Linked DNA regions of Homo sapiens: region 2 is linked to region 1. The links are chromatin loops, found by intact Hi-C in ENCODE. Cell type or tissue: B cell. All regions are shown on one strand. Each heading gives the region's core, and the rest is flanking DNA. Links, peaks and the distances in the headings are about the cores only. Region 1 overlaps GHITM (growth hormone inducible transmembrane protein). Region 2 overlaps CDHR1 (cadherin related family member 1).

What was found. Peaks named below come from ENCODE experiments on the same cell type or tissue, not always from the same donor. Only the 100,000 strongest peaks of a DNase experiment are listed, where the experiment ranks them.
Region 2: it touches region 1 in a loop (33-fold over the local background); 56 of 110 quality-filtered maps call a loop at or near these places.

Annotation. Positions count from the first base shown.
Region 1 is chr10:84,141,771-84,154,886 of GRCh38, reverse strand. It overlaps GHITM (growth hormone inducible transmembrane protein), which reads right to left. Exons shown (of 9, transcript NM_014394.3): 3 at 12,133-12,232; 4 at 10,781-10,892; 5 at 9,871-10,012; 6 at 6,049-6,157; 7 at 4,644-4,832; 8 at 4,007-4,178; 9 at 1,319-2,623. The coding sequence ends at 2,539. Among named protein-coding and RNA genes, the nearest start is that of GHITM, 8.8 kb to the right of the region's middle. In B cell, for the core only: CTCF peaks have their summits at 6,479 and 6,678 (motif pointing left); a DNase peak (open chromatin) is centred at 6,696; H3K27ac peaks cover 283 bases.
Region 2 is chr10:84,202,563-84,212,918 of GRCh38, reverse strand. CDHR1 (cadherin related family member 1) reads right to left here. Exons shown (of 17, transcript NM_033100.4): 8 at 9,796-9,939; 9 at 8,314-8,392; 10 at 6,992-7,092; 11 at 4,542-4,745; 12 at 4,038-4,190; 13 at 1,754-1,918; 14 at 1,204-1,271; 15 at 512-740. Among named protein-coding and RNA genes, the nearest start is that of CDHR1, 13 kb to the right of the region's middle. RefSeq lists enhancers at 8,626-9,126, 9,127-9,627. In B cell, for the core only: CTCF peaks have their summits at 6,941 and 7,140; a DNase peak (open chromatin) is centred at 7,148; H3K27me3 peaks cover 328 bases.

The DNA.
Region 1 (13,116 bases), core at 2,367-10,366:
TCTTCGCTGTGAATGAGGAAAAAAAAAAACAAAAACTCTGTGGTATGTTAAGAGCCAAGAAACTAGTGATTTTTTTCTATTACCATTTACAACTGGTATGTTTTACAAACGATCACATTTTATATATCAGCTTACCTTTTATATGTTATTTATTTATTTATCTTTTTGAGACGGAGTCTTGCTCTGTTGCCAGGCTGGAGTGCAGTGGCGCGATCTTGGCTCACAGCAACCTCCGCCTCCTTGTCTCAAGCGATTCTCCCGCCTCAGCCTCTCAAGTACCTGGGACTACAGATGCACACCACCATGCCCAGCTAATTTTTGTATTTTTAGTAGAGACAGGGTTTCACCATGTTGGCCAGGATGGTCTCCATCTCTTGACCTCATGATCTGCCTGCCTCGGCCTCCCAAAGTGCTGGGATTACAGGCGTGAGCCACCGCACCCGGCCACATTTTATATATTATTTTGCATAGCCTTCATTGTCTTAGCAAAGTCAGAAGAAGTCCAATAACATAATGTCATTAAATTAACAACAACGACAACAACAACAACAAAACAACCCAGGATGGGGGCAGTGGCTCAAGCTAGTAATGCCGACACTTAGGAAGGCCAAGGTGAGTGGATTGTTTGAATCCAATTTAAGACCAAACTGAACCCCTCTATTTAAAAAAAAAGTAAAACAGTAAAAAAATCCTTGGTTTTCTAGATAAACTGCCTGATACCATCACTGAAATGATATCATTTTGTGTGTGATATTAATTTAAAAAAGACATAAACTTTGGGTTCTAAAAGGTGACTAAGGAAAACAGGCACTTTAAGATCACACTGATATGGGTATCAGGATGGGGAGAAGAAAAATAGAAAATTGGCATTTACATTTTTACTAATAAAAAAAAGCATCAATAGCTAAGACTTATGTAATGCTTACTAAGTGCCTGCACGTTTAACCATAAACCTATAAGACAGGTTCCAATATATTCATTTTACAGGAGAGGAAACTGGGCACACAGAGGTTAAGTAATTTGCCCAAGGTCACATAAGAAATAAGAGTTGAGATTCAAATAGAGGTAGTCTAGCTACAAGTATCATGTACTTATCACACTGCACTATACTATACTGGCAAGAAACTAAGTTGCTTTCTTGAAGAAATCCCTATTCAAATGGCATGCATATGATTCACTTGGAAAAATTAGACTAATCAACATCTGGCTGAAACCTTTGTTTCAGAAATAAGCCTCCTATGTACTTTGAGATGATTAACAGTATTTCTGCATTACTGTAATAAACATTTGTCAAAAAGAGCAATCACCTCAGTCATCATACAGACTTCTTTCCCTTCATTAAAGACTTCTAAATATAACTCTTCTGTATCAAAGAACTTACAAATGTCTCAAGAAAGTAATGGTGTAGCAGTGTAAGAGAAGTAAAAGTCTGCTAGGGGAAACTAATGAAGCATTTTCCTCATTACACTTTTGGGTTGATATATTTCATTAAGACAGAACTAGTTCTGTTTTGCTTTGCTTTTTAGTGCTTAGTCTGAGAGGCAATGCGAGAAACCAAAAGTCTTAGGAGAAAAACTGCTTTCATAATTTCCAGTGTAAGCCACAAAGAAGCTTTTCTATAAAGGCTTGAAAGCTTGAAGAGGTGACAAGAGCAAGCTGTATTCAATTAGACAGTTCAATAAATATGCAAAAATAAAAAAACACTTAGCAATCATGAGTATACTGTTTGTATTCTGGAAAAAGCAACATATTTCATGCTTTGAATATTTTCTCTTGAGAATAGTTTTAAAGTTATTTCCTTTTGTAACATTCAAAAGTAAAACACACATATATAATTCCATCAAGGATTCTCTGTATGATTAACATTCTGTACAAGTCAAACATGACCACATCTATATTGGAAAGAGAGCACTGAGAAGCAACAGCAGGAGAATGCATCACCTGTGCCTGTTTCAGGATGAACAGTTTTGTTAAGTTCAGCAGATGAATGTAACAATGACCACTTGTTTCCAAATACCCAGATGTTTCTTACTGGCTCCTCACTAATCAATAACACAAGTGCTAAGTTCTAAGTATTTAAAAAAACAAAAGACTGCAGGTGACTCCTTCTCTCTGGTCCCTTTACCAAAGCTCCAAATCACTTATGACATTAATTACAATATTCTGCACTCCAAAAAAATATGCAAACACAGGTTTGCTAAATTTTAGTTACTCAGTGAACCTACTAAATTTTAAAGTAGAAAAAAGACTTACATTCTCATGACACAAACTTTAGTTTTCACATTCACCAAAACATTTTAAAATCACTCAAACATGAGAATTGAAAATGTGTGTGCTTATTTGGGAGAGGATTACTGCATTTATTCTCCAGAAAAAAAGGCAGACCTGAGGCATCACATTACCGGAACATTTAAATATGATGACATGTTTCTTATCTTCTAAACTTCAACGAAAGCTGCTTGTACAAACTATTTAATGCATATCTGCCCCATTAAACAAGATATTTGATGTAGCAGAGAAGCCAGAAGCTGAGTCACTTCATTTCTTTCTGTTGCCTCCAGTTGCCAGCATAGTTGCAACTCGCATAAATATATTTAATGTATCCATGTAGATACTCAGCATCCTAGAAAAGAAAATTATGCCCATTATATATGATGCAATTCTAATAGTGATGTTGAATTCTTAATATAGAAAAGAAGAAAAATACTATTTGTCTTAGTGATATAAAATGGAAATTAAAAATAAGATGTTTAACTGCCAACTAATGAAGTACTAGACTAGAAAATAGTTAAGGTCTTCCTTTTGGCAGACTCATCTTTTAAATGTTAAAGAGCAGTTTAAAAAAATCATTATTTTATTCTCTGACACTCTGCATATATCAACTTGCAAAGAAAACTAGGTGGCAGACAATGAAATAATCAAAACAAGACCAAAGAAACACCTTTATAAAAACCTGTTAGACACAAGTCTAGCATTTTTTAATATAAAAGACCCACTTCACCCCTCTAAAGAAAACTTCTACAAATCTGTAAGCTTTACAGTACAGCAACTTTTTCTTCCCCCTAAACCATTACATTAAGTTTTATTTTTAGATAAAATCAAATTACTTTAAAAAAATGTGACAGACACAATGAAACTCAAGAAAATTGTTTAAATAAAATAACCCACTTTGGTCGACTCCAAGAAAAAAGAAAAAAACATAATAACAATTAATACCAACTAAAGTTGCATATCTCTGAAACTAGACTCTTTATACTGAAGAGTTTCTAATTTCTAGAAGTATAAAATAGGCTTTTCTATTAAAAATTCCATGTCAATTATATACATTTTCCAATAAATAATACTTGATTAATACATTTCTTCAGTTTTAAAGTCTGCAAAATACACTACCAAAAAAATTAACTGAGCAGTAAGAGCACATTATTTATTGCACCCTGACACTGGCTCACAAAAATAGACAAAATATTCTGATAATGGAATGAATACCTAAGTATTACACTAAGTTGCAATAAAATCAAGAGGTTTTTTTGGATAGTTTACTAAAGAGAGAACAGACAAAACTGCAACAGAAGTAAAACAGGAAATCTGACAAAGCCATTGGTGTGGTTTGAGCTGTGACCCTCCTCTGCCCCCCAACAAAATATAATGAAATCCTAATCCCTGGTACACAGGAAGAGCACCATGTGAAGATGGAGACAGAGACTGGAATGATCCATCTACAAGCCAAGGAATGTCAAGGACTGCCAGCAGTAACAAGAAGCTGAGAGGCAGGGAACAGATTTTCCCTCAGGGCCCTCAGAAGTACAACTCTGCTAACACCTTGATTTTAGATTTCTGGCCTCCAGAACTACAAGAGAATCAAGTTTTGTTTTAAGCCACCCAGTCTGCGATACTTTGTTAACAGTATCCCTAGAAAACTAATACAGCCATAAACCAAAACAGGTCAAATACACACAAGCATCCTTATGTGACAGAGTAACAGTGTTAAATAAAAAGCATTACTTACGAGTTAATGGGATCATATTTTTGAACTCCATACATTGGTGATACTTCTGCACGCTTGATTACTTTCTGGGTATCATACAGAAGGAACATGCTGAAAAGAACTAATCCACCGTACATTGCCACTGAGTAAAGAGTGGCACCAGCCACGGTGGTAGGTGGAAGAAACATAGATCCTGAAATCAAAATGCGAAAACAAGATTTTTTTTAAAAAAGGATTTCCGATAACTGAGTTTATGATTTATATTACTTAAAAAAAAATCTCCTTGGTATACTGTGTAGGTAAGACGACATCTGGGTACATGTACTGTCTAATCTTATTTGCATTAGTTCAAAATCCATGATACTCATTCCTCCAATGAGCCACTTGCCCATTTCACAGGAAGGTTCTTGCATCAGAGCAATATTCATGTTCTCCAGACCAACTTTCCCATTTTAGATGTGTTTGGTAAAGCCAGTAATAATGGTTGACCATGTTGCCATGATTTTTATATGATGTCAGGTAGTAAAATCCAGTCAAATTAGCATAAATCTTTAAAAAAACTTTTAAAATAAATGACTCAATCAATTAGGATATTGGAGTATTTCAGGTTACAGGAAACTATGCACCAAGAATTAAGTGTTAAAACACAGCAGCTTACCCAATGAGGACACAAAGACGAGACCCAGGCCCACTCCCAGGGGTGCACCCATGTTCAGAAACTTTTCACTGGGCGCACACATGGCCACAGTGGAGAGGCCTCCCACAATGCCAGCTGTGTACCATGCAGCTCTGATGAGAAGAGGACCCCCTAATATTGTCAGAGGAGCCACCACTGCACCCATCACACCTGGAGAAAGAGGAAGTGCTCATTAAGTATTTACTAAATAACAAGCAAAAGGAAAATATCACTTCTAACATGCCACTTTATATTATACCTTACTGTTTAAGCACTATGATTCAAAAAGTTCTGCCTTTAGATAATACTACCCCCACCAAATTCTACAGCCCAAATTGGTGACTACTCAAATTCTATATCACAACATTAACACTATTCCTAATCAATCACACTCACAAGCAAACACTAATCTACTTATTTAGTAACCATCAAATTCCATGTAGCTATTTGAATCTGAGCTTACCACTAGTTTCTACAACATTCATATAATAATTGAGATAAACAAGCTTAAAACAAATAACTCAAGGTCAAACCTACTGCTGTCAAAAGGGAAAGCATATGATGATAAACTTAAAATGTGGGAACTTCTAAGACAGACACTGCTGTTTCTTTATGTAATAAGGACTGCTAACAGCTTATAAATAAGTAATTTTAGTTGTCAGATATTTATAAACAATTTCGTAAAAAATTTACCAGTAATTCAACAAAGGTAAATGGAACTCCTTAATTGAAAAAAAACTTAGATAATGCATTATTTCAGTGCTAAGAAGAATAAGTTACCTTTTTCTTAAATGTCGTTTACCTCATAGACTAGGCACAAAGCTATCTTTATACTGAATTTTCAATACTAGCTTAAAGAATAACATTTCTAGATCAAGTTATATGGTTAATAAGGTATACTATCTCATGATGATGAATAATTTAAAAATACTTTTTGCTCTAGGCAAAACAGTGGGTGAAATTTCTACACAGAACACTTCTATTAGGACTCCTCTCAGTTTTTTGTTATTTCGCAGCAACATTTTTAGCACAACTTTCTCTATCCTCAGTTTTTAATTTTTCTAAACATACCAGACAAAAACAACTCTCAAATGATGCGTACTAGATATAAAACCCTCCTGGTATCGAACAAAATACACAAAAGTAAATCTCTGCATATACTAGACTGTCAGAAGATACAAGTTTCGTATTGAAGATGTCCATGGTCTTAGCAAAATCAACTTTTCAAAGCAAAGGTCTGGCAATAATGCAGCCAGTAATGACTGAAGAAAATGGTGTTTTCTAAACATGAGGCTTAAATTCCATGTAGGTCATTTACAACTGTGAAGAGCCACCCAAAAAAGGTGGTAGTCAAGGTTGTCTCGTAACAATTTAAAACAGAACATACCAGAATGTAGCAACCAAGCAAGATGCTTTGGGCCTGGGCTCTGGTCATATGGTATTGATCGTACCAGCATTCCAGCTCCAACCATGGCTGCAAAGGTCACACCAATTGTCTGAAAGACAAGTACTATTAAGAAAAACTGATCTTTATATGAAAACAAAGCAGAAACCCACAGGTTTGAAGTACAATTAGTTACTTCTAATAAACTAGTTGTAAAAATATTAAAGATAATAAATCAAAGCTTAAGGCCAGGCGTGGTGGCTCACGCCTGCAATCCCAGCACTTTGGGAGGCTGGGGCAGGTGGATCACCTGAGGTCAGAAGTTTGAGACCAGCCTGGCTAACTGGTGAAACCCTGTCTCTACTACAAATACAAAAATTAGCCAGGCGCAGTGGTGCGCGCCTGTAGTCCCAGCTACTTGGGAGGCTGAGTGAGGTGGGAAAATCACTTGAACCCGGGAGGTGGAGGTTGCAATGAGGCAAGATCGTGCCACTGCACTCTAGCCTGGGTGACAGAGCGAGACTCCATCTCAAAATAAAAAAATAAAAAATAAAAAATAAAAAATAAAAACTTTAATTTTTCTGGCACATTAAAAGCTCTGGGTTTATTTCAGAGTTTTGGCTAAGTTAGCACGAGTGCCCCCTACTGCCATATATGAGGTTTTGCAGACAGCTTCAAATGCATGTCTTAAGCTTGAACTGGCAACACATCTTTTAACAATTTTACTCTTGTTGGACAGAGGTGAAACAAAAACCCTTTAGGGATCCCAAGATAATTAACTCTTAATTAAAAAATATATTTTTGTATAGCACAAATAGCATTTTCTTTAAAATCAGTGATGCTTACAAATTAGTAATTTTTAAAAAAAATATATATAGCACATCACTTTGAACTCCATATTTGCTAAATGAAGACTTGAAAAATAGAAAGTAGATTATCACAGCACATGGAAAAGAAAAATGAGAAATAAGATTCTACACTTCTACCCTTCCAGGTTTATGGCTAATTTGGTCCTCATTCCTTTTCTTTGCCTATCTTAGATTTCCAGTGTTATAATTAAATATTGCTTGTGTATGACAAGAAGAATGTATTAACATGTAATGGAAATAAGATGGTGCTAATCTCCAAGAAATTTAAATCAGAGATTGCAAACTTGTAGCCCTTGGAATCAGGCCACAGATGTTTTGTTTGGCAAACTATGTTTAAAAAAACAAACAAAAAAAAAGAACATGGTGAATGGTTTTAGTTGAAAAGGTTAACTCTAGATGTCAGTAACCTCTAGATGTCAACAATCTCCTGTGTGACACACTAGGCCTCCTCACTCATCTGTATTATCTGTCTCACCTATGAACATCAAAATATTCAACCTCTAATATAAAGTACAGGTAAACCAAATAGCTGGTTTTGCCAAGAATGGGAAAACCTTAACATGAAAAAGCATACTGAGCTGGGTGTAGTGGTATGGACCTGTAATGTCAGTTACTTGGGTGGCTGAGGTGAAAGGACCACTTGAGCCTGGGAATTTAAGCCAAGCCTAGGCAAACATAGAGATCTAGTCTCTATTTTTAAAAAACATTAAAAAGAAAAGAAAAGCATATCGAGCTCCACTCCACCATTTTCTAACGAGAAATAATTACTACAAACTATTTCACACATCCTCTGTGGACAGCAGCAATTAAATTTTTTTAAGATCTTCTATGATCCAGTCTCACTCCAAACTCTGCATTCCAACCATACGGAACTGGCACAGCTGCCAACATGCCCCAAAATTTCAGGCCTCCTTAATTCAATCCATCATGCCTAAGAATATCTCCTTCCATATCTGGTCGACTTACTCTGGTACTGTCTCATCTCAAAAGCTTTTTCTAGTAGGTACCCTGGCTGCCCAAGAGCAAGATCAGATACCTCTCCTCAGATGCACTTGGGACAAACTTTGACATTATCTGTGTGTCTATGTGTGTGTTTGTATATATATGTCTGTCACACCCAAAAGGTTACATCTTCATCTCTGTAACACTTGTCTTTGGCTTTCCTATTTTCTGTATTACTAACAGTGGAAGAGGGTAATCTTTTGCCCAGAAGGGACTGAGGATATGGCCCAAACACAAAACTTCTTTGAAGCCTCATTTTAGGGCCTAAAATTTTAGGTAAATATTGTCATGTTTATTACAAAAGTATTGTTTTAAATTATTTGCTTCTGATTAAAACTGACATCCCCAGTGAAACATTCTGTGCCTTTGTGAACCTCTGGGCTGGGAGATTCATGACGTCTATGTGAAAAAGCATGATCCTAAGAATATATAAATATCCAAATGGCTGCTACTGTAAATGGTTATCCTTTAGTAAAGTACAACACAGTGAAAATAATATGGTTTTCGTCCCTATGTGGGGAATCAGTGTTACATGAACTCTCCTTCCCCTCCAGTATCACACTCTGCTCTAGTTCAGGTTCTTATCATCCCTCATTTCAGATCTTACAAAGGCACAGCTGGTACACCTGCTCCATGTCTCTTCCACATTGGTTCTAAAAACTCAAATATAAATCACGCTTTTGTTGTTCCAGTATCTCCAATGGCCTCCGACTGCTTAGGTTCTCTCCTCAGCTTGACAACTGTATCCTTTCTAACCACGTCTTCTTTACCCTCCAGACCTCAAACACTTGAATTTCCCTCTAATGGGATTGTAAGTCACCTCTGAAATTAGGTTTTCCTACCTCCTCTTCCCTTAAACTGTTTGGTAAAATTGGACCGCCCTTGTCTACTTAAAAAAATTTTTTTTTAATTTTTAAAATTTTCTATTTCTTTAAAAATTACAGACAGTGTCTCACTATGTTGCTCAGGTTGGTCTCAAATTCCTGGGCTCAAGCAATCTTCCTGCCTCAGCCTCCTAAAACGCTGAGATTACAGGTGTGAGCCACTGCACCTGGCCCTCTTGTCTACTTCTAAAATAAATGAGACATGTTAGCCTTCAACAACCCTGATGAAATAAATGTCTCCTTCACGGAACTTGCCTAACAGTCCAAGACAGAAACTCTCAACTGACTTTGCACTTTCTTATTGCGTATCTGTGCCACTTATTCCAGTTCATCTCTTCTACCAAATAGCAGGAGAATAGGGGACACATATTCAAATTCTCTTATCTAGCAAAATAACAAGGGCTCCAGAGAAACCGATTAAATATAAAATCTTCTATAAGGTCAAGAATCTTAGGAATAATAGTAGCAGCACTATTCTGCTCTTAACTGCATAGGCATTTCCCTCTGACTTCTAAGATGATTTTGCATTTGCTTTATTTTTTTAGTAAACTGCTACAAATTAGAGGCTGTCTGATATCTGCTGCTAGACAAAAATGTTGTCTCTGTAAGTTTGATTTCTAACTCCTCTGGTATTATTCGAATACATGTTTAATAAAGAATAATAGCTGACCTACCTAGAATGAACTTCCTACTTTTATCTCAGCTGCACTAATACAGGTTGAGTAACTCTCATCAGAAATGTCTGGGACCAGAAGTGTTTCAGACTTCAGATTTCGGACTATTTATCATTACACTTCATTGTTGTTAGGGTTCAGGATCCCTAATTCAAAAACCCAACATGTGAAATGCTACAATTTTCTTTGAGCATCATGTTGACACTACAAATGTTTTGGATTTTGGAGCATTTCTGGATTTTAAATTAGGGATGCTCAACCTGTAATTCATACATTATTTGAACAAAAACTTGTTCAATACAGTATTCTTTCCATTTAATAACCCTTCCCTCCAATATATTTTATCTAATCTTTTGATCTTTAGATGAAAAAGGAAAACAAAAACAGCTGACTTACCACCCAAGAGCCTCTCATCATGAAGTTCATGAGAACAGGCGTTCTGCTGATTGCTATGGCAGACAAAGCTGTTAAACCAATACTCCCTGCTAAGTACATATAGGTGGAATGAATTCTATCCTTGACATACTGAGGCCAAATTCTGTAAGAAACATGACATGATTAATCTATGAAATTACAGATTTGATTTCTGGTTGAGTCACACACTAGCTGGGCGACCTCGGGATAAATCATTTTACACTTTAAATCTTATTCACTTCATTTATCATGGAAATAATTATGATAATTATGCATACTTGGGAGTTACTGTAAGGACTAAATGAGATAAAACATACAAGCACATATAAAAAACAACATATTTTTGGCTGGGTGCGGTGGCTCATGCCTGTAATCCCAGCACTTTGGGAGGCTGAGGTGGGTGGATCACCTGAGGTCAGGAGATCGAGACCAGCCTGGCCAAAATGGTGAAACCCCGTCTCTACTAAAAATACAAAAAATAGCCGGGCATGGTGGCATGTGCCTGTAATCCCACCTACAGGAGCCTGAGGCAGGAGAATTGCCTGAACCCAGGAGGCGGAGGTTGCAGTGAGCCAAGATCGCGCCACTGCACCCCAGCCTGGGAGATAGAGCAAGACTCTCTCTCCAAAAAAACAAACAAACAAACAAACAAAAAACATATTTCATATTTTCTCTTTGCTTAAACACATATAACCTTGCTAAAAGATTTTTATTTAGATTTGAATAAATAAATGTCAAAGAAGCAAAAAGAGATTCTCTATTTGTGTGTATACACAAAGACTAGACACAAAACATTCCAAAGTGACTAAAGATAGGAATGAGAAGAAAATTTGAATTTTTGTTTTAAGGCTGGAGTTGTTTAGGAACAGTTTACTTAAAACAATTTACTTACACAGCCTTTTCAATAGCTCCAATCTCATTAGACAGTCCCAAGCCATAGTAGCACAATGCTCCAAGACCAACAGCAGCCCCTCCAGCAACAAACCATCTTCCCATCTGATCAACTGCAGAACACAGAAGGAAATGCAGGTTAGTACTGGCACATCTGGACAAAGCCTTTAAAATATTTATCAAGGGAATCAAATCATGTACCATATTTAATAGAAGCCATAATCAGTGCATATGGGGTACAGAAATTGCCTCAATGTTAGGTAACCAGTAGAAAAAAACACTCCTGAAACAAAGGTGTAAAAATCAGTACAAAAAAGAAAGGATCAGGCTTGGTGAATCTTCAACCTCCCTCCAACAATATTTGAGGGAGCAGTATACCTGTAGACGTGGAGCTACTTCTGTGATACCTATTATTTTACTAATAAGAGGTTGAAGTATATTCACATGACATTCATGGAAAGTAAAAAATGAGAAGGAAATGTTAACAGTCATACCATACTGCATGGTATTAACACAAATGATGCTTTACGTGGAAATCAAGAAAAAAGAGAAAATATAATCAGTGTTTATGCAGCAGAATCAAGTGAGAGGAGGCTCCCGTTTTAGGGTACTGAGAGGCAACTAATCAACTCTAACTCAATAGAGGTATTCATAAAGGGCATCTTATTCTTTTAGTCTAATTCGTTTACTAAGAATATTACTAGGCTGTCACTACATAATTTGCATGATTTGGTCTCTAGGGTCAAATCAGAAAGAAATGACCTGAAGGATACTGATTAGGGCTCTCTCCCACTGTAAAGACATTTTGCAAGATTATTAAGGAGCAGTGGTATTCTTTGAATAGCTTTAGGATGATTAACAATCTAGTTTCTGAACTTGCAAAGTTGATATCCAAACTGAACCAAACTGGCAATATATTAAAGTACTGCCCTCCTGAGGCCCTATGTGAGCAGTGAGTTAAAGGATTCTTCTTGGACAGCTAGGCTTTTATTAACATCTATGTGTTGGTGATTTATTCTTAATCTGAAACATACACAAATATTATATGCTTGAATGAGGATTCTACACACTTAAAATGAACTTTCTCAACAGAGTATACCTTTTGGACCATGGCATATTAATAATCCTTTTCTTTAAAAAAAAGGAAAGTAAAATTTCCACTGGAAGAAATATGATTGATAACCACTGAATCCAGTGCAAAGTACCAATCTTTTCTGGGTCGTCAGATCTCAGAATAATAATGTGGTCTTCCCAGAAAATGCACAAATACACATATATTTTTAGGAAGTTGTTCATGGACCTCTTAAAACATATCCATAGATTCTAGGTTAAAAACTAAAGATAGCCACCTACTTTTAAATATTTTTTCCATCGATGGTTCCAATGCTGCCTCTTTGAGTTCTTGGCCAGTTCTCCCACGCCGGATCCCAATTCTTGTTTTGGTGGCATATTCCTGACACACATGCAAACAAAGACACGTACCACCCACATGAAAACAGAACGTTAATAAAATAAAATGCAAGATCCCTTTACACTAGAAAACTCTAGTTAAAGAAACTTGGTACTTTCTATATACCTAACTTCACTATGGAAATTTATTAGCCAACTTAAAAAACTAAATGTAAAAATAAATAAATAAATGTAGACCTTCCCTGTGCTCCACCTTTGGAAGTTAGTAATTCATTATATTATTCTTAGTTTCAATTTCAGAAAAATTGTTTCTTTCACAAACTATAGATTTACATACCTAGAATTGTTATATTTTAAATCCTAACCAAATACCAGGGTGAGAATCTGTTAGCATTTTTAAGATATGCATTCTACAAGCATTATTAGCTATATTTTGTCATCTGGGATATGGACTCAAGAACAGCATCTTTCCTTAACATGAAGCCAAGAAGAGGGAAGACTACTACTTCCATTGTGGCTCTTTTTCAACAGTGGAACAGTTAATTTAAAAGAGAAAATGTCTCCTAGCTTCTTTATATTGTCCTCATTACCTCACACTTCAAACCTTATAATCTGAATGCCAGAAGATAAATCTATTATAAAAATGGGTTTCTTTCTAACCTGACAGATATTATCAACCTCTAAATAAGAGATAATATATTTAGTAATTTATTAATAAGCTATTGGCCAACTGGTAATATCCCTGGGTTCTTAAACTTCTGACTATGTGCTCCAGGATCTCCGTTACACTATGTAACTCTCAATCCCTCACAATGTACTCTAAATTTTCTAAATGAGAAACTCCAGAAGCTGTAAGCGAAGACAGAGTTACAGAAACTCATTTTCTATTTCATATGGGATAAGGAGGGACCAGAATGATACAAACTA
Region 2 (10,356 bases), core at 2,334-10,333, 58 kb before region 1:
GTTTACGTAGGTCTTACACATGGGCTAGCCGATTCCATTATCAGAACAAGTCTAGGAAGCAAATATTGGTGAATCCATATTACAGATGCAGAAATGAAAGCTTAGATGCAAAGTGGCTTTCCCATGGATGCAGAGGTATAAGAAAGGGAGTCAGGATTCAAAGTCAAGTCTGCTGGGTTTCAGAGTTCATCCTTTTTGCCACATTGGCAAAATGACAAAGTGCGGTGAGAAAACCACTCTTTTGAAAAGCAGGCAGACCAGCTATGTGAAGGCAAGCCAAACACTTAACCCACCTGGCCTGTTTTTTTCATTTGTTGAATAGCAATATCTTCTTTCTCAGAGTTTAATTCTCTGTTGAGGTGGGGATGGGGATATACAAAATGTCTTAAAGTCCTTTGTCCATGGTGGGAAGCCAAAAAATTTTATCTTCAATGAAATTCTTATGCCTCAGTATCTCTTGGAGCTGCTGGACCCAGGCTTTTAGGGGAGCTCAGCTGCCTCCAAAACTTACCTCAATTTTCACTGGGGTCCCTAGCACCATCGTCTTCTTCTGAACGCTCTTTCCAAACTGAGGGGGGTGGTCATTGACATCCAGCAGTGTGATAAACACCTCAGCTACGCTGTACTTGCCTTCCATGTCCTCTGCCTTCACATAGAAGTTGTACCTGGCAGTGGCCTCAGCGTCCAGGCTAGCCCAGGGCTGGGTGTAGATAAGCCCAGTGGATGGGTGGATCAGGAAGCTGCCAGGCAGAGCACATAGGCATGGGTGTGCACGCATATACACATATGTGCATACATACACATGCCTGCAATAATGAGCTGCCTCCTGAAGCAGGAGTGAGGTGTCATGCAGCTCCTCCAAAGTGTCCTACCTGCTCCCTCCTATCCTTGCAATCTAAGTGAGGTAGATCCACATGTGGACTCACCCATCTATCACTATCCAGCTTAGCAACTCCAGTTATAGTCTTTCTCTCTTCCTATGGCCTGCCCCCTCCCCAGCCAGCCCTGCTTGCCTGGCTCCTGAGGTCCTGGGCCCTGAACTTCCTCACCCTCTGCTTCAGCTTTCCACTGCCTCTCTCCACTTCTCTTCACCCAGGCTCCTGTCCCTCCCAGGCCCCTCCTGCCTCTGCCACAGACCTCCTCCACCCTCAGCCTTCCAATCCCCTTGCCCAAGGCCCTGTCCTGGATTCTGGATCTACTTACAGGTCTGCCCCAGTCCCATAGGTGGAATATTTCACTTCGCCCCAGGGTCCTGTATCTGGATCCACAGCCTGGAAGAGAAAGAGCCCTGGGTGGCACGTGCCTCTTTGTCAGGGTATGTTGGCAGCTCCCATGCCCTGAGGGTTGCTTTCAACCACAAAGCAAGGGGATTTGGGGTTTGCCCAACTGGGGAGAAATTGGTGGAGAGACCTGCCCGGGATCCCTAGTTTTCCTCCAAGAAGTTTTAAGTATTGAAAGAGCCAAGAGATTTAGATCTGGAAAACACTCATCCCTCCTTTATAAATGAGGAAGAGGGGATGGGTCCCATGCCCTGTGATTGTTGTTTACACATATATCCTCATTACTGTCCTGTGAGGTGTTGTAATACCCATCATATGGATGAAGAAACTGAGGCTAAGAGAGGGCAAGTAGCTTGTCCAAGGACAGCTAATGAGTGTGGGTTCTGCCACTCAAACTGCAATGACCTTCCAGATTTGTCTGGCTTCACAAGGCCTCCTATCCCACCCAGTCCCTGGGCCAGTGCCCAACCCACTGTGACAGCCACCACGCTGGAGCCCCCTGGGGCGTTCTCAGGAATCCTGGCAACGTAGTAGAGGGAGTCGAACTTGGGGACATTGTCATTGGTGTCCAGGAGCTGGATCACAACATCCGCTGTGGAACTGAACTTCTCTGGGGTGTTCACTTCAACAGCCAGGAGCTGGGAAGGGGGGAAAATGGGGACTTGTCTGGGTAGGCACTCATGCTGCAGAGAGCCTTCCCACCTCATCTCCCCAGGACTGATGTGGCATCCATCTGCCGTGTCTCCCGATCTTCCTCGCAGCTGCCAACCAGCTATTCCTGTAAGGGTCACCTCTAAGGCCTGGCATCTTCCCCTACCCCGTCAATTGGCTTGTAATGCTAGCTTTCTTATCATTCCCATCTGTATTGGGGTCAGTTTATTTTGTTCCACTGAGCTGCATATCCTTTCCAGTTCCAATTGTCTTAACTATTCTTATAAGTTTATTAGCCCATATAAAAACCAGTTTAATTTTGTCAAGCCTTGTTGCCACCTGTCCAAAGGACATTCTAGGGAAGAGTTAATTGGGGGCATTAAATTCTTTTTTTAAAAAAATAAAAACAAACAAAAAAATAGGTCAGGCGCAGTGGCTCACACCTGTAATCCTAACACTTTGGGAGGCCAAGGCGGGTGGATCACCTGAGGTCGGGAGTTCGAGACCAGCCTGGCCAACATGGTGAAACCCCCATTTCTACTAAAAATACAAAAATTAGCCGGGTGTGATGATGTGTGTCTGTAATCCCAGCTACTCGGGAGGCTGAGGCACGAGAATCACTTAAACCTGGGAGGCAGAGTTTTCAGTGAGCCAATATTGTGCCACTGCACTCCAACCTGGGGGAAAGAGTGAGACTCTTGTCTCAAAACAAACAAATGAACAAAACCAAAAAACAAAAAAAACAAAAACAAAAACAAAAAAAACAAAAAAAACGAGTCTTGGCTCTATTTCCAGGCAGGAGTGCAGTGGTACTATCTCAGCTCACTGCAACGTCTGCCTCCCAGGCTCAAGCCATCCTCCCATCTCAGCCTTCCAAGTAGCTGAGACTACAGGCGTGCACCACAATGCCTGGCTAATTTTTGTAGTTTTTGTAAAGATGGGCTTTTGCCGTGTTGCCCAGGCTGATCTCAAACTCTTGGGCTCAAGCGATCTGTCCCCCTCGGCCTCCCAAAGTGCTGGAATTACAGGTGTGAGCCACCACGCCCAACCAAATTCTTTATTAACTTAAGGAGAGTTTGAACTTTTTAAACAAGGTATGCCTTTACATCTCTTTCTTTATGTCTCTTTGTGAAATTTAGCATTTTTCATCATTTGCATGATACATATTTCTTATGGTAATTCCTACAAATTTTATGTGTTGGTTGTTATTGTAAAAGATAATTTTTATCCCATATTTTCTTATTATTTTTTGTATGTAGGAAAACTACTGGATTTTGTGCATTAACTTTGTAATCAGCCATGTTGGCAATTTTGCTGAGTTTCTAAGAGTTTCTTTTTTTTTTTTTTTGTCTTTTCTCTCAGATTCTCTAAGCAAACAATCATCACCTGCAAATAATGACTGTCTTTTTTCCTCCTTTCTAAAGTTTGAACTTCTTACTTCCTTTCCTTATCCAGGAACAATGTTATTTCAGGAATTGTGTTAAATAGTAGTGGTGATAGCAGGCATCCATGCTTTGTTCCTAATTTCATGGATTGCTTTTATAATAGTATTTCACTTTTAAGCATGATGCAGGCTATAGGAGAGTATGTGTATATGTGTATAATTATAAATAAGATAATTTTAATAGTGTCAGTGAAGTATTTACTTTTCCTATTAACATATTATATATGTTCATATATGATATGCATTTTATAATACATTTATGATTTTACATAATTACAAATGATATCACAGAAGTATTTTTTTCCTCTTCAGCTAAGATTGTTATCAGAAGAGATGACAAATGTCAAGGCATATGATAAAACATCTATCTTGATAATAAAATAGTTTACTCAATCTATTAACATGGCAAATTATATTGGTAGTTTTCCTTTGATCCCACACCACCACCTGCATTCCTGGGGCTGGTTGTGGTGTGGAAGCCAGGAAGCTCAGTGAGGCTGGATCTGTGAGCAATCTGCAGGAGGGGCAGAGGGCTGGAGAAGAAAAGAGTAGGGCCAGGAAGGGCAGAGAGTGACAAGAGACCCCTCAGGAATGAACCAAGATGCTGGTATGAATTCCTGGGACCCTCCCATTCAGGGCAGTGAATTCAGGGCACCACCTACCTTGAAGGTTAATACTTTGGACTTTTCAAAGTCAATGGCAGCTGAGTTCTCCACAATGATTGTGACTTGGGCTTCATTCAGGACTGTCTGTGGAACCACTCGGAAGATGCCCCTGGGTCCCACCAGCTGCAAGTTGAATTTGGCATTGGCTCCCTAGAGAATTTGGAGAGTGGAAACAAGGAAGATGAATGATGATAGAAATTCATAATCATACTATATAGAAGTCTTCACGTGCCCTTAACCCTGGGAGATATTATTAAGAGAGTTTCTGCATCTGACTTTTCCTTGTGAATGGACTGTGAGTGCCTTTAGGCTAAGCAGATAGTCTTTGATTGGTTACTCTCCCTCCTCTCCCCCTTGGTTACAACTTCTTGTTTCATTCATTTTGTGGCCCACCTGGTCCCGGCTACATACGCAGAGCAGGTTGATGCAGACCCACTTAGCTTTGGGACCTTGGCTTCATACCGTTTGTGAGAAGGCAGAGCGGAGGGCAGGACCACACACCTGGTCGGAGTCATTGACGGTGATCTTGAGGCCCCGCAGGATCTCTCCCTGGGGTGGGTGCTCATTCATGGACAGCTCAAACCTGTTTTGGGGTCCGCTCTCTCCATAGAATGTTGGCGGGTGGTTGTTGAGGTCCACAATCCTGATGGTGACTGGGACGGTGGCCTGGGCAGCTGGGCTCCCCGCAGGGCTCATTTCAGTCACCTGGGATGGGGACAAGTGGCTATGGCTGTGTGGCAGGTGGACCCTTCATATGGTCCAGCTCCTACCTCCCCTGCAGAATGTATAATCCCCTCCGTTTGAGTGTGTCCTGGCTTAGCAACTTGGTTCTAACTGATAATATATGGCAAAGATGGCAAGCTATCACTTCATGATTACATGACAAGAGATTGTAACGTCTGTCTTGTGAACTCTCTCTCTTGCCGATTTTGATGAAGCAGGAAGCTACAGTTAACAGAGACTAATGGTGACCTCTAGCCAACAGCCAGCAAGGAGCTGAACCTCTTAGTCCAACAGCTCACAGAGAACTGAGTCTTGCCAATAATTGGGTGGGCATGGAAACCAACCCTTTCCCAGTCAAGCCTGCAGATGAGACCCCAGTCCTGGCTGACAATCTGATTGCAACCATGTGAGGGACCTGGAGACCGAAGACCCAGCCAAGCTGAGCCTGGAGTCCTGAACCACAGAAACTATGAGATATGAATGTGTATTGTTTTAAGCCACTAAGTTTGGGGTAATTAGTTATGCAGCTGATAACTAATACAGCCTACAAAGCCAGGGCAAAGATCCCATAGGTACCTTGTGAACCATGTGGCAGATATCCTATGAACCTCTTCAAGACCACCTTTCCCTTGTTCTGTAAGCATGCTCTGGTCTTTTGTATCCTAAAATAACCCTACCTGGACTCCACTCCTTGACACTTTCACTGCTATCCCTCTTGATTCTCATCCCACCCCTCATTCAGATTCTTCACCCTGACTTCCACACTGTATGTGGCACTGCTACTCTTTCTCCTTCCCAAGTGCTCTATTCCCACAGCAATGTGACTCTGCTCTCTACATCTTCTCCTCAACCTCTCTGATCCCTCCTGGGTTTCCTTTACCTGCCCCTCTCCTCCTCCTCACTCTCAGCCTCTTCACACAGCTCCCGCAGCTGTGCTTGGCCAATTGTCCTCTCTCTTCTTCTTCCTCTGGGTGCTTTTATTCCCTCCCATGCCTTCCACAGCTACCTGTAGGTTGACATTCTCTCCCACAATTCCAAACCTGTATGCCCAAGTTTTGATGTTTGAACTTGCATGTCCCTCGAGCCTTCAAATGCATCCTTCCTCACCTACTTCACTTGCCTGCTGTCCTGTACTCCTGACGGCACGGGACCACCTGGGCTTCATCTATCCCTCTCCCATCCCTTTCCCTCAAGATCAGGCAATTTCCTCATTCTGTGCAATCTGCCTCATGCATACTTTTCATTTTGTCCCTTTCTTCCATCCCACCTACCCTCAGCCCCACAGGCTGTCTTCCTCTGTTACTTTGGCCGATGGCTCTACCTCTCATCTAGTTCCCTCTGAACCCAAGTTGAGACCAGAGTTCTCAAATTCTGGCTGGGACTGGTACCAGAATTACCTGGGTGCTTATAATACGCAGATTCCTGGGTTTGCCCCAAACACACTGAATTCCTATGCCCGGGAGTGGATCCTGAAAATCTTGGTTGGCCCAAATCTCCAAATTTGGGAACTCCACTGGTCTGGTGAGCAGCCAGGTGAACTTTTCAAGTGGCTGTAATCCTGCTGAAAACCTTCCAATGGCTCCTTACTGCTCTTGGGTAGGACCAGCTACATAATTTGCAGGCCCAGCGAAAAATAAAAATATGGGATCCCTTGGTGAAATTATTAAGAATTCCAAGACAGCAAACAGCGAGCATTAAGCTTAGTGTGGGATCCTCCTAAGTATAGTCCTTGTGTGACTTCACAGGTCACATGCCCGGCTCTAGCGACAGATCCATACCTCCCATTCAGGACCTTTGCTCCTCTGGCCCCAGCCTGGGAGTCCAACGTTTCCTCCTTCTCCAGGCTGCCCATCTTTCTCTGCTCTGGCCTCAACTGACTCCTTGTTGTTCCCCCAATATATCAGTTCTCTCCCCTCCAGCCTGGGCTTGCTGCACTTTCCTGTCTTGGAATGCTTTCACTCCACCCCCACCCACCCAATGCCCGCCTCTGGCAGCATGCACCTGCAGGATCCCACCCATGCTCAGGCATTGCTGCTTCAGTTGCACCTCCTCTTGCCTTTCTGTGACTCCCTGTTTGTGAATTCATGTCTGGTGCAGGTGCTCTTTAGAACAACATCTAGCCCCCTCCCCAGACTATGGGCCCCAGGAAAAAGGGCCTGGGTGTCTTCACCTTTATAGACTTCCAGGGCCAAAGGTGGGCAGGGAAGACAAAGCTAGAGGGAGGGTACCTGTACATGCAGCTCATACACCTCTCTCTGGAGCTGGGCCGGGCTCTGAGTGATGGAGATGGCTCCAGATGTCTCATTAATTTCAAAGGCTCCATCGTTCCCTGTCAAGGGAGATGCACCCTGAAGTTCTGCACAGGACCACAGGGAGGCGCAGGGGAGTCGTGCCACAGGATCGTCCTGCATTGCCTAGGGAAGTCTTCATAGAATGGAATCCTGTCATCTGTGTCTTGTCAACATGGAAACAGTCTCAGAGGGGCTAAGTAACTTGTCTAAGGCTACACAGTTAGTGCAGATCTGGGACTTGAACTCACTTCTGTCCAGCTCCCACATTCCATACTGTGTCCCTTTTCTTATGCATAATACTATATGTGCATGTGTGCACGTGTGTGTGTGTGTGTGTGTGTGTGTGTGTGAAGAAAAGAGAAAGGAAGCAGGAGGACATACAGTGAGAGACGGACATGGAAGGGGAGGGGGGAAAGAAGGGACAGGAGGGAGGGAATAAAGAGAGGAGAGGGAGGGTGTGGAGTGGGACAGGCAGGAGATGGGGTGGGTGCTCAAGGACTGGGTAAAGGTTTGCAGTGGTGATGGGAAGGAAGGCAGCTGAGGTCCTGTGAGGCTGGGGAAAGGAGGCTGGCAGCCCACATGTGAGCTGCTGGAAAGTGAGTATGCACAGGCATGTCCTAGAGAAAGGCCGGGGCATATAGACATGCACACTTCTGGTACCAGGCACCAGATGCGATGCCCTGGCCTGGCCCAGGGACAGCTCATCTGGCTCAGTTGCTGCCCAGCTGTGGGAAGAGCACAGACTGTGGAGCTAGCAGGCTCAGGTTCAAATACAATGATGGAAACTTGGGATGCCTACTCAGCTTCTCTGAACTTCAGTTTTCTTGTCCATATATAGGGCTAGCACTAGGGAGATGCCATATCACCAATGCATTTGATTCATTTAATTCATCTATATGCTGTGGGATAACAATTAAAAAGAATGAGGAAAATACATAGCCACTTAAAAAGTGTGAGAAATGTTGCCACGCATTCCCATCAAGGAGCAAATACCCAGGGGGAGAGGAGCATGGGTTAGCACCTCCGTGTTGCTCTCAGCGCCCCTGCCCCATGCTCTCTTGGCTGTTGGATATCATGACAGGCAGGGACCGAAGCACACAACCCAGAGACTTGCTTGTCTTGGACACAGCCCTTCCTCTCCATACATCTTGTAATCCTGGTCCTACAGGTGAGGGAGCTGGAATCTAGAGAGGTTGAGGAACCTTGCTCTGGTCACCTAGAGAGTCAAAGCTGCAGCCCCCAAAGCTGCTCAGACTCACCATTTACAAGGCTGTAGAGAATTCGATTGGGTTTGCCCCGGTCTCCATCCATGGCGACCACCTTCAGTACCTCCGAGCCCTCGGGGAAACAGGAACAGCCGCTGCCTGATGGGCAATATGGGGACCCTCCCCTCCCCAAACAATGTCTCCATGATGAAAAGGAGGTGCTACCCCCACCTAGGAAAGGGTCAGGCCTCTACGTGGCGGTGGAGCATGGCCCTACTCTCCTCTGCAGGGGGATCGAAGCACCCACTGGCCTCCAGGGCTGGAGGGATAGCCTGAGCCCCTGCTTCTTTCTCACCAGTAGGGGTCAGTACCTGTGCTGCCCAGGGATTCTCAGGCCTCTTGCACCAACTCCTGGCCCACACACCACACTCAGCCCTTGCCTCTACTGCTCCCTAACCTCTAGCCTTACTTTCACTGCCCTCTCCATCTTTTGCTTTCATCCCACCCCAGAGGTGCATGAAGGAAGAGGTGGGAGAGAGGCCAGGCCTCAAATGCGAGGTCCCAGAATTAAGATTTTATCCTGTGGGCCTTTGGTGCTGCTGGAAGGGTTTGGGCGTAGGGCTGCCCCAACTATATAAGTCTTGCTTGACTTCTGCCTGTTGTCCCCTCTTAAGCCCCCCTACACAAGCCTTTCTCTCTGGTCAACTCCAGGCTACTTCTTAACCCAGCCCAGGTGCTGCCTCTTCCCTTGGAGCCTACCCTGAGCCCTGTCCCTCAGCACCACCTCCTCCCCTTAGCTCCTCAGTGGGATGGCCTGGGCCTACGCTGGCCCACCCTGCAGCCCCCATCCAGAGCAGTCCGGCATCTCTCTCCCTCACTCTGAGCCCGTCTCCACCACTGGGTCCTCAAAAAGTGTTTCATTTTGCTTTGTAAAGTCAATAATAGGCCGGGCGCGGTGGCTCACACCTGTAATCTCAGCACTTTCGGAGGCCAAGGCGGGTGGATCACCTGAGGTCAGGAGTTCCAGAACAGCCTGGCCAACATGGTGAAACCCCTTCTCCACTAAAAATACAAAAAATTAGCTGAGCATGGTGGTGTGCACCTGTAGTCCCAACTACTCAGGAAGCTGAGGCAGGAGAATTGCCTGAACCCAGGAGGTAGAGGTTGCAGTGAGCCCAGATCGCACCATTGCACTCCAGCCTGGCGACAAAGCGAGACTCCGTTTCCAAAAAAAAAAAGTCAAGAATAATCAGACAAACGCAAATTGAGAAAGCAATTCAATTGCACAGAGTTCTTAAGCTGTAGCCTAGCGAGGCCTGGCTCCAGCCTGGTCTCTGCCCATGGGGAGCTCATGGTCTAGTTGGGGGCAAAAGGGCCAGTTCATGGCCTGAGGCTGGGTGAGTCCAGAGCTGGCCTCTGTGTGAGGAGGGCAACCGGGACCAGACCAGCCATCTCCAGCAGGGGGTCCCTAAAATCACAAGGGTCAGGGCAGGAGGCATTTGGAGGGATCGCTGGCTGAGGGGGACAGCCACCCACCGGAAGGGTGTCCTCGTACACATAGCCATAGTAGGGTGTGCCCACGAAGACAGGGGCCATGTCCTGAACATCCTCCACATTGACCGTGACCGTGGTGGTGGCTGAGAACACCACATCAGCCCCATGAAGCCTCCCACCGCCATCCTGCAGAAGAATCGGAGGCCACAGGAGAGTGAAGACAAGTTGAGATGTGGAATTGGACAGAATCCGTGAAAACCTGGCTTCTGCCACCTATGGCTGTGAGGCCAGCTGTCCTCTCCAAGTTTCTGTTTGCTTCTGTGTCACCCGGAGATAATTCTTCTCTCACAGGAGTGTTGGGAATGTTAAAGTGCCACCATTCCTTTGCAAGTGGGGTTAGTTCTCTCTTCAGAGAAATCATATCAGATGAGTGGCAGGAGAGGGGGCATTCAGAGCTAAATTCCCCCTCCCAGCCAGAAACCAAGCCTCAAGCACCTCCTGAGGATCTACTCTGTGCTTGGCCTGTGCTGAGTGTCAGGGACCCACAACAGCAGGACTTGGGCCCCGCACTGAGCATCATAATGGAGATGTGCAACCAGCCCA